2 separate regions of the Homo sapiens genome follow, and region 2 is linked to region 1. A link is an interaction called in ENCODE POLR2A ChIA-PET data of the cell type or tissue named here. Cell type or tissue: OCI-LY7. All regions are shown on one strand.

Region 1 (2,500 bases):
TACCTGGGGAAAGGTGTCATTCTGTGAATGAAGATACCTGGTGAAGTTGCGGGTCTTTGGGAGCTCCTGGCCCACACTGTCCTTATAACGCCTGAACCCACATCCGTGGCCACATACTACGGGAAGAAGCAGAATCTGGCCCCAGAACTGGACACAAAACATAGGAGTTCAAGTAACCTATGGCCTAGTTGGCCTGGCTCAAAAAGAGAAGCTGAGTCATTCAGAGTCCCCAAGACTAGAATTAAATGAGTAGATTCTTTAAGGAGGAGGTAGAGAAAGGAGAAGCTGCTAGGAGGCCAGAAAGCAGCTGTGGCCTGAGCAGATGTAACACACTGTGAACAAATGGAAGGAGGCAGCGAAGGACAGGTAAGCACAGCAGGGGAGCCTGGTTCCTGCAGAGGCTAATGGAACCCAGGCAGAGGAGGACAGAGGAACAGGTATCTGAAGCCCCTGGGGACAGCTCTTGCAGCCTGAGGGGTCTCCTGTTCCAGGCACTAGTTCCCTTGAGGCCTGGCCGCACGGTGGTCTGGGGCCTGTGTATGGGATTTCCTTGATGACTATAAAACTGTCTCTTTGTTTGTTTTTTTATTTTTCCTTGTAGTAGTTTAAATGCTCTTTATATTCAGAAATCCAAACTACGATACACCAGGTTTGAGGGTCTCCCTTCAACATCACAGCTTACAGGCCATTCAATCTCTCCAGGGCCTCTCCTCCGTTAAGTGTGATGGCTGGACTTGGCGCACCCTGCAGCCACTTTGGATTAATATTCTAGGACCCCATTTCCAAGCCTCCAGGAGTTGCCACGTGCCACCACTTCTCTTTACCCATCGGAACACGAGATTGGGGTTAGGGGAGGTGTGTTCCAGGACTCACCCACAGTCACTCACTGGGCAGGCGCAGAGGGGCACCTGGAAACCAGGTCACCGCTGTTTCCATGACACGGGTGGCCTCTGGTATTAGAATTAAAAATTTATAAACAAGAAAATGGGGGAAGCAGATTTCACAGAAAAGTCTGTGCTTTAAGCAAAGAAAAAGGAATCTGAACACTTCGTTAACTGGGTATAACTAACCATTGGAGCAACAGCAAAACCAAGGCAGAGGCTGAGGGGGAGATGCACTTTAGCCCAGGGGGGTCTCTGGAGTCTGCTCTCTGCCCTCTGGGTGTGCGTTTTAACCCTTCCACAGCCAGCCAAGGCCCGGCCTCTACAGCAGATTCCCACAGGGGTGCGACGGAACCATTTTCTGGTTTAATGCTGAAATGGCAGGCTTGAGCCTCACCTCACTCAGTAAAAAGAATCTCACTTAGTAATGAAAACCCAATTAAGCTCTGCCAAGAGTGACCGATGGCGTTGGCTGCCTGGGGCTCTCAGTCTGCAGTCACAGACCTACCTGAAAGAGGAGTTTCCGCTGCCTTAAGTCACCAAGACTGGGCAAGCCCAGATCTCTAAAAACAGGTCTGTATCTAAGCCTGACAGTATGAACTCTTCTCTGTGTGAAAATAGAACGTCGCTAAGTGCCATCCTACCCATGCGGGGGTGGGGACAGTGACCAATGCTCCTGGCCAGCGAGCACCCATTCCCTCCAGCAACGGCTCTCTAAATTCCCCTGGGTGCCAGCACCCTAGTGCAGAGTGGGCATAATACCAGCCACAAGTCAAAAAATGTACACCATCCTCTGCTACAATGAATAGCTTAGGGAGGGGGATATGGCTTTAGGTCAATGGCAGTCAGGTCTGAATTTTGTGGGAGGAGATCTTCTCTTTTTTCACTGGACTTGAACCTGCAGGGACTCACAGGGGGTCGGGCAGCCATCCTGCCTCCACGAGGCGACAGAGTGCCTAAGAACCAAGCCAACACAGAGAAGAGATTCTGAAGGATGGAGAGAGCGGCTCGGCTGACCTGCAGCCAGGAAGTCACAGCTTCATGTCTTTGTCCAAAGTTAGACCTACTCCTGGACTTTCCAGTTGGATAAAGCTGCCCGATTTTCATTGGCACGAAAGCCACTTTGAGTCATCTTTCTCTCAGTCGCAAAGACAACTACTAATGAATCCACTGATAATGAATTCAAATGGAGACGAAGCTCAAGGTTACCTCTTCCACTGCCTTTAACAAAAGGGTCCATCATGCAAATGGAATTATTACAGACAAGGATGAAAAGAGAAACAGGGATTCTGCTTAAGAAAAGTACCTGCTAGCATTTGGGCACCATATATACCACACTAACTACTATAAAAGAGCCTTATTACCTAGTCTTATTTGGGGCTGGACGGCCTATCAGCATTCTACACTCGGCAACCCTTTAGTTAGCATCTAGTTGACATGAAAAATCCTTATATCTTTTGGCCAGGCACTGTGGCTCACACCTGTAATCCCAGCACTTTGGGAGGCCGAGGCAGGCAGATCACCTGAGGTCAGGAGTTTGAGACAAGCCTGACCAATATGGAGAAACCCCATCTCTACTAAAAATACAAAATTAGCCGGGCGTGGCAGAGCACACCTGT
Region 2 (2,500 bases), 300 kb after region 1:
TTGAAATGCAGGTGGGAGGAGGAAGGAGATAGCTTTAAACAGCCTCAACATGAAAAGCGTCAGTCAACACAATTCAATAGTTAACCACCATCATTTCGATCATTTCATCGTTACCACAGCCAACTATTTGGTCCTTATGCTAGTTTCATCTTTGTAAAGGAAATATTTCATATGTAATTTTTTTTTCCCAGCACAAATTGTTGGAAGATCTTTGGCTTCCTGGAAAACTTATTATTTTAATTGTCATCTCTAACCCCATGCAGGTAGTAGAAACATGGCAAGCACAATGAAAGTAACAGGAGAATGTACAGAGGGGTCTGTCCTTTCTACTTCTATAGACTCCTCAACTGAACTCCCTCTGAGAAACAATGCAGGGAGGTTGGCTGTGGCCATGAGCAGCACAGTTCTACTGCGGTTTGCCTGAATGAAGAGTCTCCTGATTTCTCATCTCCATACCAGGCAGAGGTGAATCTAGTGATTGTGAAAATCAAGAGTGGAACTGAAGGGGATTCCTCTGCCTGCCACCCCTAGAAATCCTCAATACTGACAGCTTCTGGGATGTAAGGGGGAAAACTGAGCCCGATCTCAATACTGCCATTTCAGAACAATCTCATCATTGAGGAGATAATGTGAATATATTTGATGATATGCAAATATCATCTGTGTGTTATCATTTTACTCAACACTCAAAACACTACTGAGTCTGCCAAGCAGATTTATATAGCTTGGCAAATTTTCATTTCATGAATGACACTTCATATGAAATTATTTTCACTGACTAATAGAATAACAGTGATAGAACAGATCTTGAGGTGGAAATAGAATAAAGCCATGCATTTCCAGCAAAATTATAACCAACTAATCTCAAACACCTCCATATGATGTTCCTATAATTTATAAATAAAAGGGGCCCTGGTTTATAAGTAACCCCTAAAAATATGCCTTCCCTCTCATTATAGACTGGGCCAGGGCTCTTTCATGCTTGTGGTCAGTCATCTTTTTCTGTATGTACGTAGGCTTCCTAGGGTACACTGTATTACGTCACTAATTGCCACCTTTTTCCTGCTCACTATGAGCACAAGCAGCCTCTTAAATTGTCAAGGCAAAAGTTCTCTCTTTCGCTAAGAGGTTCCAGGGCTCTGCAAGCAATTCCCCAAGGTCTTCTCTAGAGAACATTTTAGAAGCAGTGATTTGCAAACTGTGTACACAGTGGTACTGGGTTCCAGAGTGTGCCCTGGGCACAGCCCAGGTGACAATAGCAGGCTCTGGGCTCCTAGTTCCCTCAGAGCAGCTCTGTTTTTATTTGACTCATATATTAGGGTCTTGCATAAGATTCTATTTGTTGCTAAGTAGAAAACAAAAATGATGTCTATGAAAATGTGTGCAAACCATTGCAAGAAATGGTTCCGTCTCCCTCAGGCACTCTTAACCTCCCTCACCAGGCTGCTCTCTGCAAATGGAGGCGGATGCATTTATTTTCCTTTAAAGAAGCTTACCCTTTTCTCCTCTTCCCGAATTTGAAACATCTAGGAATTGAAGCAATTAAATATACTCATTTTCAACATTCAGAAACTAATCCAGACTTCTGCACAGCAAATCCTTTCAAAGTTAAAATTTGTTTTTCTCATGTGTACTATAAACTGGATTTAGCCAACCCATCCCCAATTTCGATTTTTTTTTTTTTTTTTTTTTTGCTATCAGCAAGGTTGGCATATACCTAACGTGTATTCTTTATGGACCTTTTGTTATAAGCAATGAGAAGAATGAAGCTGCCTCTTTCTCTTTACCTCTCTACACTAATCCAAAATCGACACTGGCATTTGGTTGGTATTCTGGAATAATTATTAGAAATTTGGCATAGCCATCCAAAAACAGCAGCTTCAGTGAGTGTGTGAGTAACTAGCTGACAACTGAAAATGAATTGGAATTGTATTGAACATCTTGTTCATTTGTATTAGGAAAATAAGTTGCACATGGTTGTACCACGATCAATTTTCCTAATTCCAAAATCAGAAAGAAATAAACCTAAATGCCACAGGTTTGCAGAGAATGAATTGTACCACTCCAAAGCCCCTTTCGAAACGAAGTGTTCTGAGCCAACTATTTGCAAGACAATAGAGAATGAAGGTAGATTCTAGAAACCAACAAATCCCATTCATTTCCTTCAGTTTGTAAAAACAAGCAACTGACATGTTTCCTGCCAATGAACACACTTGCAGATAAGAAAGCTCCCTACAGGAAATCCTTGCTAAAAGAGACCAGTTGTCCCATTAAACTTAATCTTCTTTACCAAGTCCTAATCAGTTAAATATCTGGGTGATTTAGCATATATTTCATAATCCCATGTTGTCAAATATTTAACTTCTACAGTATATATTTCTACGACATACATGCAGAATATTAAACATTAAAATAGAGTTAGGACTCTCCTCCTCCCCACTCCCCATGCAATTAGTTGATGAAAATAAGGGAAATTTGCTGCTTTTTAAAAAGACCAAAT

Evidence for each region. Peaks named below come from ENCODE experiments on the same cell type or tissue, not always from the same donor. Only the 100,000 strongest peaks of a DNase experiment are listed, where the experiment ranks them.
Region 2: POLR2A ChIA-PET joins it to region 1 with 17 read pairs; 3 of 35 experiments call an interaction of 5 or more read pairs at or near these places.

What each region holds. Positions count from the first base shown.
Region 1 is chr14:89,308,485-89,310,984 of GRCh38, forward strand. All of the region lies in intron 3 of FOXN3 (forkhead box N3), which reads right to left. Among named protein-coding and RNA genes, the nearest start is that of FOXN3-AS3, 41 kb to the right of the region's middle. RefSeq lists enhancers at 1-346, 408-908, 477-526, 909-1,409. In OCI-LY7, no CTCF peak of the experiment used is centred here; DNase peaks (open chromatin) are centred at 307, 1,407 and 1,816; H3K4me3 peaks cover 2,463 bases; H3K27ac peaks cover 2,500 bases.
Region 2 is chr14:89,613,446-89,615,945 of GRCh38, forward strand. It overlaps a transcript of FOXN3 not described here. Among named protein-coding and RNA genes, the nearest start is that of FOXN3-AS2, 38 kb to the left of the region's middle. RefSeq lists an enhancer at 1,099-1,188. In OCI-LY7, no CTCF peak of the experiment used is centred here; a DNase peak (open chromatin) is centred at 1,136.